2 separate regions of the Homo sapiens genome follow, and region 1 is linked to region 2. The links are chromatin contacts, found by Hi-C or POLR2A ChIA-PET in ENCODE. All regions are on one chromosome and are shown on one strand. Each heading gives the region's core, a stretch centred on a gene start or an enhancer-like site at or near the end of the contact. The rest is flanking DNA. Distances are from core to core; before and after follow the strand shown.

What was found. A loop is a pair of places that touch in the nucleus more often than their neighbours do. ChIA-PET counts read pairs that join two places held with the same protein, here RNA polymerase II (POLR2A). Pooled maps may share reads with other maps.
Region 1: a loop to region 2 is called in a pooled map, with 3 times the contacts of the local background. The contact joins the promoter of CDC42EP2 here to the promoter of AP5B1 in region 2. A Hi-C loop is called at or near these places in 1 of 50 pooled maps. POLR2A ChIA-PET finds 5 or more read pairs at or near these places in 2 of 52 experiments (PC-9 and activated T-cell).

Annotation. Positions count from the first base shown.
Region 1 is chr11:65,313,566-65,318,510 of GRCh38, forward strand. It overlaps CDC42EP2 (CDC42 effector protein 2), which reads left to right and starts at 1,301. Exons shown (of 2, transcript NM_006779.4): 1 at 1,301-1,389. LOC105369344 (a long non-coding RNA gene) reads right to left here and starts at 1,124. Exons shown (of 3, transcript XR_007062727.1): 1 at 206-1,124. RefSeq lists silencers at 959-1,338, 1,799-1,928, 2,099-2,258.
Region 2 is chr11:65,779,315-65,784,523 of GRCh38, forward strand. It overlaps AP5B1 (adaptor related protein complex 5 subunit beta 1), which reads right to left and starts at 1,662. Exons shown (of 2, transcript NM_138368.5): 1 at 1,128-1,662; 2 at 1-1,028. The coding sequence starts at 1,277. RefSeq lists silencers at 736-1,005, 1,156-1,335, 1,376-2,115 and enhancers at 744-1,646, 2,376-3,033.

The DNA.
Region 1 (4,945 bases), core at 51-2,550, 470 kb before region 2:
TTCCCCCACCCCCAGCATCCTGCCTCCCCCACTGAGGTCTTCCCGGCTCTGCCTCCCTAAAAGCCCTTCCCACACTGACAGCATTGAAGCCAACCATCCTGGTCACACTGAGCTGGCATAGCTGTCATCCTCTAGAAAGTGAGGTCTGTCCACCCCGTCACTACCCACCACTTCCTCTGCCCCACTCTTCTTAGCACTTACCCACCTGGAAGGGTATCATGATGTACCTGGGAACTTGGATTTCCCCCATTTCCCTTCTCTGGGCTGCAGGTCCCAATCCAGAGGCTGAATCCCCAGGGACAAGAACAGCGCTAGGCACTTGGTAGATACTCAACAAATCTCTCTTGAGTCACTGAGAGGTGCAGTTTCCTTCAGTCTGTCTCCAGCACCCTGTGCGGTGCCTGCCCTTCAAAACATGTTTCTGGGCCGGGCGCGGTGGCTCACGCCTGTAATTGCAGCACTTCGGGAGGCCGAGGCGGGCAGATCACTTGAGGTCGGGAATTCGAGACCAGCCTGGCCAACATGGAGAAACTCCGTCTCTACTAAGAATACAAAAATTAGCCAGGTGTGCTGGCACATGCCTGTAATCCCAGCTACTCGGGAGGCTGAGGCAGGAGAATCTCTTGAACCCAGGAGACGGAGGTTGCGGTGAGCAGTCTGGGCAACAAGAGCGAAACTCTGTCTCAAAAAAAAAAAAAGTTTCTGGCCCTGTAGGAATGACTGACTGACTGACTGAAAGAATGAATGGACCAGGAACTAGTCTGAATATGAGCCCCACCTTCACTCTGGAAGCCTGACAGCAAAGACGGGGGTCCAGGCCACGCGGCCTCTGCCTTCCCATACTGTCTTTTCTAGTGGGAGGTAAACTGATCAACTAGCTTGTAAGTTTGTAGTATTCTAACGTAGGCGCTTCCAAGGAAGTCGCTGAATATACTTGTGCCGGCGCTTCCCCGACGCAGCCCTGCAGGGAAGGATCCGGTCCAAGGTCTCTCTGCGATTTCTGAAGAATTCGGTCTTCCCGGAGCCTCTCCCCCGGCTCTTCTAGAACCGAAGGTTTTAGTTCCCATGGGCACAGCCGGAGGCCGCCTGCGCCACCCGGCCCTCAGCCGCCAGAACCAGGACAGGACTCCAGGGCGCGCGCGACCGCTGGACCCGGGAGCGGCACCTCCCACGCCGGGAGCCCCGGGCGGTGCCCGGAGTGGGGCGGGGCCTGGGCGGGGATGGGGAGGGGCTTGGCTGGCGCGGCCCCGGCATTGGCTCCGCGGGCCGGGGCGGGGCTGCGGGGTCCGCGGTGCACTCTGTAAGTTCACCGCCGGTCGGGTCCGGCCGCCGCGCTGTCCAGCTCCTGAGACCTTGCTGTCCGCCGGTCTGCCGTCTGCGCGCCTCACGGTGAGTTCGGGCTGGGATTTTCGCAGCTTCGCGGGGGTCCCCCGAGAGGCCCATCTCTGTGGCGCCCCGCCCCAGCTCGCGCCCTGGCTCTGCCTCTCACCTCACTCAGTTCCTTTCGAGGGCTCCTAGGGCTCCATGGGGCTTCCCACCCGCATCTGGGTTCCCGCAGCCTCGCCCGTGCCCGCCACGGTCCGTGGGGGCGCAACGCATCCCGACCCCGAATTCCCCGTTCTGCCCTCCATTTTGTGTCCGGGCCCCCGCCCCCCTCCCGAGACCCAGGGGTGCCCCGCCGCCCAGCATCCCCACCGGGGCTGGGGGCCGTATTTTTAGCCGATAGTGAGTTGTTCTCCTATCTTTAGCTGCGGCCGCGAATGTCCTGAAACGGATCCGGGCTGGGCTGGGCTCCGCCCGGGTAGGAGTGGGGAGGGGTCGGCGCAGGAACCCGAGCCGGAGCTAAGGAGCCGGACCCGTGGGAGGGGCGGGGGCCCGCACGCCCGAGCTCTGGCCCTGTGCCGAGCGGACACTAGGACATCGCCCAGGCCGGAAAGCACAGGGGGGAGGCTCCTCCCAGAGCTTGGAGACTAGGGCAGGGTCCCCAATCGCCCCCTTTTTCCCCGATTGTGGGACCAGAAACCCCGAAGCAAAAAGATCTCGCAGGTAATCCCCATCTGGTACTTGAACGCGCAGCTCCTTGGGGACCGCCTGCCTGGAGCCCGGGGGAGGGGCGCTGGAGACCCCGGTGCGCTCTCGGAGTCCTCCGGGACACGAGGCGATCAAGGGAGCACGCGCGCCACCTGGCGGCCGCGGAGCCGGGCACCTCTCCGGAGGCACCGGGACCCCGGGAGACCCAGCGGCCGCTAGAGGGTCTCTGCATCCTCGAGGTCTAGGAGGGCGGGAGGAGGTGGACGCCTGGGGTCAGGAGCCCTTCGTTTTTGCTATTGTTCAAAGCACTGGCCCCGGAGAATCGAAGTGCTTGAGGAAGGAAGGCCTTGTAGATATTTGCTGAATGAATGATAAAACCTACAGTGACCCGCTGAACCCCGCTATTGTACATTGGCGCTCTCACCTGCAATATTGCAGTGGGATCTCCAGTGGCCCTTTAGTGGTGGCTTCGTTGTCAGCCCATTTTATAGATGGGAAAGGTGAGACCCAGAGAGGAGAGGCGTCTTGCTGAAGGTTACTGAGGAAGTCCCAGGTGGAGCTGGATTTAAGGACAGTCTCCTGATTTAGGAGAAGAGGGGGTGTGAGGTGGCCTAATATTCTTCATGATAGGAGGATCCCTGCCTGCCGGAAGTCATTTTCTCATTGGGAGGTCCAGGGCTCCTGTCCAGGGCAATCACAGAGAGCTAGGATGCTCCTATCTGCTCCCCGACTGCTGCAGGGAGCTCCCCTCCCAGCTCCCCACAGCCCTGTCCTGATGGAGACCTCATTCTCATATCTCTGGACACATGAAAGTTGGGCAGACGGGGGCAGCCAAAGGTCAGGATGTAGATGGAGGAGATCTGGGGACCCACTGTTCCCAGCCTAGCTGTGAGCCCCTTTCTCTCCCGCTCCCCAAACATATTATGGAAGTAGGCGTGGCCCACTGCATGGGAACCACGTGGACCAGGCTGGGTACCCACTCTTCCACTTCCTAACTGGATGACGTCGCCAATGTTACTTAACATCTCTGAGGTTCAGCTTCGACTTCTGTAAAGGGCCGTAATGACCCCACCATGCCGTGACTGGGAGCTTTAAGATGAGAAACTGTGCGTGGCAAGCTGGATCCTAGGGTCTTGCAGTTGCCAAATCTAAATTCCTGGGGCGTGAGGGTTGTAATTCCCAGCTCTCCCCTGGGCCGCTGATGCTGGCCTCACCCTCGATTCTCCCCACATCTGGAATTGGGTGTGTACATCTGGCTGTGAGTGAGACAGCTGTCAGGGACGCCCAATTTGTTGTGGAAACACTCAGGCTGTCTTGGCGCTGCCGTGTGATGGGGTTGGGGGTGCGGGGAGGACCTGGCCCAGGCTCTGGGTACATCCCACCAGTCAGCCCCACGCTCCATGAGTGAAAAGGAAGACAAGCCCCCCCCAGGACTTCTCTCCTGACGAGCGACAAATTGCATGTTTGTCAGCATGGCCCCCAGGCCTGGCATGGTTGACACAGGATGAATGCGTGACGGGATTCCAAGACCTCAGGGTGCCCATGCGTCCCCACCCTTCCCCCAGCTCCTTGCAAGCTGAGCTGGATTTCCGCCACGGGAGAGTCATTCCTTTGTTTCCTGTTAAGCTCCAGGTGCTCTGGGAGGGGTAAGATGTCCGGCCTCTGTGGCTCAGTACGACTGACCCGGGTGTCCGGTCCTGGGGTGGGGTTTCCTGAGCAAGGGCCTCAGCTGGTGGGGGGAGGGGGGCAGTTGGACTCTGCTTCTCCTGCATCCTCCTTCCTCCTTCCTGCTCCCGCCTCCCAACCCCCTCACCCCCACCCTCACCCTGCCCAGAATGAAAACTGAGGCAAAGAACTGGCAAGAGCCACCTTTGGTGAGCCCCTGGCTGGGCCTGGGGAGGGAGTGGTACAGGAGGGTGGGCTCATCTGGCTTGAATTCCCATGCTGCCCTTACTCACTGGGTGACCTTGGACAAGTTTCTCTCTTTGCCTTTTATGCTGAGTCTACATCTGGGCTCATGTGTACTGGACCAATCAGGTCCCATGTGCGTCCCCCACCCTCAAGCAGAGGGAGTGCTTGCTTCATTTCTTTTTTCTGTTAAATCAGTATGACACCCCTTCATAGCTATTTATTTTTACACATTAAAAATAGCTTAATTTTTTTCTGACTACATAAATATGTGCATATAAATAATACATTGCTTATTAGTAAGAATTTGAATTCATAGAGGTCTGAACAAGAAAGGAAACATCAACCTGAAATTCTACCACTTTGAGAAAACCACTGTTCCATCTTTTCATATTTATATATATTACACACATTTATCATGTCATAGTCATGGGACCAAAATATTATAGGTTATTTTTATTGATGACTCCTTTCCTCCCATATCAGTGACCCCACCCCCCATCCCTGCTGTGTACCCTAGTCAAGGTAGCCCATATGACAACCTAGGGCTGGCCTTCTAGATTTTTCTCTGTGTTTTAAATTTTTTTTTTAATTTTTTTTATTTTTTTTGAGGCGGAGTCTCACTCTGTCACCCAGGCTGGAGTGCAGTGGCACGATCTAGGCCCACTGCAACCTCTGCCTCCTGGGTTCAAGCAATTCTTCTGCCTCAGCCTCCTGAGTAGTTGGTATTACAGACTTGTGCCACCACACCTGGCAAATTTTTTTTTTGAGACGGAGACTCTCTCTGTTGCCCAGGCTGGAGTGCAGTGGCGCGATCTAGGCCCACTGCAGCCTCTGCCTCCCGGGTTTAAGTAATTCTTCTGCCTCAGCCTCCCGAGTAGCTGGTATTACAGACCTGCGCCACCACACCTGGCAAATTTTTTTTTTTTTTTTTTTTGAGATGGAGACACTCTCTGTCCCCCAGGCTGGAGTGCAGTGGTGCGATCTCAGCTCACTGCAAGCTCTG
Region 2 (5,209 bases), core at 412-2,911:
AGCAGCAGTGGGGCAGCCTCCTCACCTTCAGGGCCCAGCGGCCAGTTCTCAGGGAAGCTCAGGACGCAGTGAAGGTAAAAGAGATGGGTGGGCGGAGGCAGAGCAGGGTGCTGGGCAGCCAAGGTGAGCCGGCGGAGCAGCAACGCTTCATCCTGGGCTGTGAACAAGGCCTCACCAAAGGCCGCCTTGAGCGCAAGCATGGCGTGCAACAGTGTCAGCTGTGCTGTGCCTAGCAGCCGTACCAGCTGCGGCTTGAAGAGTGCCGGTGGCTGTCCCTGCAGACCCCGCAGGGCCCAGCCCAGCAGCCACAGGAGCTGGGCCTGGGCCACAGGAGTGAGCAGATAGGAGGTGTCCAGAAGCTGGATCACCGCAGCCCGCAGCTCCCGCGCCTCCTCAGGGCTGTGCTCTCGTGCTGTAAGGCTACGCTCCCCCTCTCCCTCCTCAGCTGCCGGCCAGCTGGGTGCCTGGGGCTGAAGGCGTCCATCGCCCTCCTCCACTAGTGTCCAATCCCAGGGACCACCCCCAGTTGGGGAGACCTTATCCGTGAGCAGTCCCCCCAGGCCAGCCCCAACCCGGGACTGGAGCACCAAGGTGTTGCGCAAAGCGAGGGCCAGCAACAGGCTGAGTGGCTGGACAGGGCCTTCCTGCCCCAGCAGGCCCCGCAGCAACCCCAGGGAGCCCCCCAGCAGCCCGGGCTTGCAGCTCTCTAGCTCTCGCAGGCACTCGCAGGCCGTGGCCTGCAAGGGGCGCTGTTCCGAGGCGGGGACAAAGCCTCGCCCCAGATCGCTACCCGCGGCCAGGCCGAGCAGTAGGGGCAGGAGCCGGCAGGAGGCGCCCGAGGTGGGGCCCAGCGCGCCGCCCGCCGCCAGGGCAGTGGTGGCCGCCAGCAGCAGTGGCCGACGGAGAGCTGAGGGCCGCGGGGGTAGGAGGACCAAGGTGTCCAACAGGGAGGTGGCGGCCACTTCGGCCGCAGAGGCGTCGGGCCACAGCTGCGCAGGGTACTCCATGCTCAGGGCCAGCAGGGAAACCTGGATGGGGGATTAGGAGGGAATCACGAAGATGAGGTTCATGACGCGGCGGGCTGGGGTGACCCTGCGGAACGGCGCAGGGGACGCGTGGGGGCCTACCTTGGTCTGTTCGCTCAGCTTCTCACTTCTCAGGTCGCTCAGCAGGTCGCGACCCAAATCCTCCCCCTCGGGACCTGCCATGAAGGCAGACGGGCTGGCCCGGAAGGCCCCCAAGCGCTGGGCCCAGGCGTCCCGGCTCAGGGGCCCCATGGTGAGGCGCGCGGGCCCCTGCGCAGGGAAGAGGGACCCTCAGGCCGCAGCCACCGGGAGCGCGGGGCCCGCTGCCGACCCCGAGGGGCTGCGGTCACCCCCAGACGCCGCGCAGATGCCGGCGGGACCCGCGCCCGGCTCCCACGGTGAGACCAGGGCTCTCGGGGCCGACGCCAGAGCTGGGCGCCGGGGCCCTCGCGGGACAGGACAGGAGCAGGGCGGGGGAGGGTGCGTGCCGAGAGCTCGTTAGGCCGCCTCCCTCCCGCCCGCGGCCCGCACCGAAACCACAGCGCCACCCCGGCCCCCGGCGCCGGCGGTAACGGGCCGCGCTCGCCGCCTGACTCAGCCGCCGCGGGCACTCAGGCCGGCCGGCTCCTTCCGGGCTGGCGGCGCGGGGCGGGGCGCGGCGCGGGGGCGGCCGAGTCCGGGCGGGGAGGGGCGGGGCGTAACGGGGCCACCGCCTCCCGCAGGTGTCGACTCGCAGGTTTCGCGGGGGCTGACTAACTGTCCCGCCGCGCAGGCCCCCTTCCCCGAAACCGCCGCAGGCCGGGGCAGGAAAGGCGGAGGGGAGTGGGTAGGGGTGGCGGAGCGGGGTGGGCCTGGGCCCCAGATGCCGGGTACCGCGGCGCAGGGCTGCGATCCCGCGGCCCTCGGCGGACAGCGGCCCGGTCCCACCAGCGCCCGCCAAGCCGCGCAGGGCGGCAGCCAGCGCGCCCCCCGCCGGCGCCCGGGCACACCGCACCCTGCGCCAGACGCGCGGCCCCGGGGGGCGTGGGTGCGGGTCCTGGGGCTCCCGGAGTGGCCCCTGGGGGTGACCAAGGTGCGGTCGCAGGGCGCCCGCAGGAAAAGCGCCCCAGCTGAACCGGTCCGGCGGGCGCCGCAGGGCTTGGCTTCGCTTCCCTGACGCCTGCCCGGGCCCCCAGCCCGCTCGGCTTGGGGGCGAGGAGCCGGCGCCGCGGTTGCGGCCAGCCAGGAGCTTCTGACCTTTGTTTGCCCGAGGCCGCGCTGGCGGCCCGCAGGGGTCGTGACGGCGAGGGCGGGGCAGGGCCCTAAGTCGAAAACAACGGGATCCATACTCGGGAAGTGCGGGCTGTCAGGGCCTGGCCGGTCACGGGGCTCGAGGCATGCCTAGCGATGGGGAAAACAGGCCCAGGAGGAGGGCGGCCTTGCCAACCGAGATCTGGGGCCAAGCCGGGCCGGAACCCAGCACTCCAGACTTCAGTGGGCTGGATTCTGGCTGTTTGGGGGCATTCGGGGGTCTGGGCGGCGGTCTCTCCCAGGCCAGAGGCCCAGGTTGCAGGTGCCCCACAGACCACCGGTTTCCAGGGCACAGAACCGCCGGCGCCCAAACCTCACCACCCCTCTGGCTCCAATTAGCCGCTTTGAAGATGAAACAGGCCTGAGCCCCCATGCAAGCCAGTGCCAGCTGGCCTCTCCCTACCCCATCCTGCTCCAGATGGGAGGTGGTGGAGAGTTGAGGGGTGGAGAGTGCCAAAAAGGAGGCTGTCTGGGTGCCCTTGGGGATGGAGAGATAGAGACCCACTCGGAGGGACAGGTCCAGCCAGAAGGCCCGGTCCCGGCTCCTCTAGGCCCTGGCTCCACAGTTGACTCACAGGCAGCAGCCCCAAACTACTTCCCTCTAGGTGCCTCAGTTTCCCCATCTATAAAATGGGAGTGATAACTCCCACCCAAGAGGCTGTGGGGTGAGGCAGCCTGGCTAATTAAACCCAAGATGAAAGAGGCAGGATGAGAGCAGCCCTGGGGAGGGGAGGCAGCCTGCAGTAGGAGCCAGTCTGGTTTCTCTGTCTGAGCCCAGAGGGTGCTGGTAACTGCACATCCCCGGCCCTCACCACCCTCACGGTGAGGCAGGAATGATCATTAAACTTCTTGCAGAGTTGAGAAGACAGGTTTCCAAGGATCAGGGGGCCTGACACTGGCTCTGGCCCCGGCTCAGCCTCTGACAGCGTGGCCTCTGCACACCTCCTGCCTGAGTCTTGACTCCTTGAGGCTGAGGGTCTGGAGGGAGGGAACCCACTTGTGGTCTCCAATACTGCAGTGGACGAATCCGCATGGACTTACTGAGGCTCACAGCAACCCCAGGTACCGAGAGTGGGTATCAGATGAGGAAAGGGAAGCCCACAGAGGTACGGTCTCTCAGTCACAGAGCCCCTCAGAGGTGGAGCCTCGACTTCCACAAACAGCCCCTTGTTGCATCTGACCTGGTCCTCCCCCCACACCAGGTACCCTCGGCCCTCTTGGGTGTCCAGGTCCCTGGATGGGCCCTGTTCTCACCTGTCTGCTCCCCTATTGGCGGGTGGTGCTGGCTCTGTCCCTGGCAAGGCCAGGCATGGAGCTGAGCTCAGACTGTCACCGGACTCACCCGGGACAGCAACATCCCAGTCGAGGGCCCAGGTGTGGGCCACTGCCGGATGCTGAGCTGGGAATTCCCCACTCCACGCCCTCCCTCATTTCTTCTCCTGCTGAGTTTCTGTCCTCCCCATGCAGCCCAGTTGTGGGCAGACACTAAACACAAGGCTTGTAAAAGGGAAAGTCAGCTTCCCAAGGGGTCCTGAGCCTCAGTTTTCTCATCTGTAAAATCGGGCTACAACAAACACACTCTCGCAGCACTGGCTGCTGGGGATACAGGAAGGCTTAGGAAAGAACGAGTCAATAGGCAAAGCCATGGAGATAGAGCAGATAGTGGGTGCTGGGCCAGGGGGAAGGGAGACACAGTGACAGCTAATGAGTACAGGGTTTTCTTTGGGGCCATGAAAATGTTCTGAGATTTAGTGATGATGGTTGTACAGCTCTGTGAGGTTACTAAAAACCAGTGAATTGTACATCTTACAAAAGGGTGAATTTGATGGTATATGAATTCTATCTAAATAAAGCTATTTAAAATGGTGTTTAAAAAGGGGTCCCACCCCAGACCAGCAGGGGCACAAAAAGTAAAAATAAAAAATAAGGCCGGGCACGGTGGCTCACTCCTGTAATCCCAGCCTTTGGGAGGCTGAGGCGGGCAGATCACGAGGTCAGGAGATTGAGACCATCCTGGAGAACATGGTGAAACCCCGTCTCTACTAAAAATACAAAAAAATTAGCTGGGCATGGTGGCGGGCGCCTGTAAGTCCCAGCTACTCAGGAGGCTGAGGCAGGAGAATGGCGTGAACCAGGGGGTCGGAGCTTGCAGTGAGCCGAGATCACGCCACTGCTCTCCAGCCTGGACGACAGGGAGACACCGTCTCAAAAAAAATAAATAAAAATAAAAAAGTAAAATAAAAAGGGGTCCCTCAAGTTCAGAACTTGCACTGGTGGGGAGGAGAACCAACAATAAACAAGAAAGACAAACGAAACGCCACAGAGTCAAAGTTGTGGCAAAGAAAATAGGATAGTGGGACAGAGGTGGCAGGGGACAAGGATTTAGCTGGGGTGGATGGAGAGGCCCCTCAGAAGAGGGGACATTTGGTTGAAACCTGAATGAAGAAAGGTGGCCAGTAATCCAGTAGGGAAAAGTGTTCCAGGCAGAAGGAGCATCGGGAGGAGGGGCCAGAGCTGGGAACAGGCCAAGGCTTGTTCAGGGGACGCGGGAGACAGCAGTGTGGCTGGCATACAGGGACCCAGCTGGAAGGGGATTGGGAGGTCAACGGCGGCCCCAGCACGCCAGGCCTCAGGCTCTTATTCCAGCTGCAGTGAAGCCACTGGAGGGTGTGAGCCGAGGGGAGGCCTGGCCTGGGTTTTAAGAGCACCTCGTGTGGCCCACCTGCCTCTCCAACCTCAGCTTCCCTACCCTCTCTTCCCCCCACCGCACGGCCAGGTTGCATTTGGGTTCGCGGTACACACTAGGCTCACTCCTGCTCAGGGCCTTGGCATCAGCTGTTCCTTCTGCTGGTCATGATCTTCTCCACTCTGCACAGCTGGCTCCACCCTCTCAT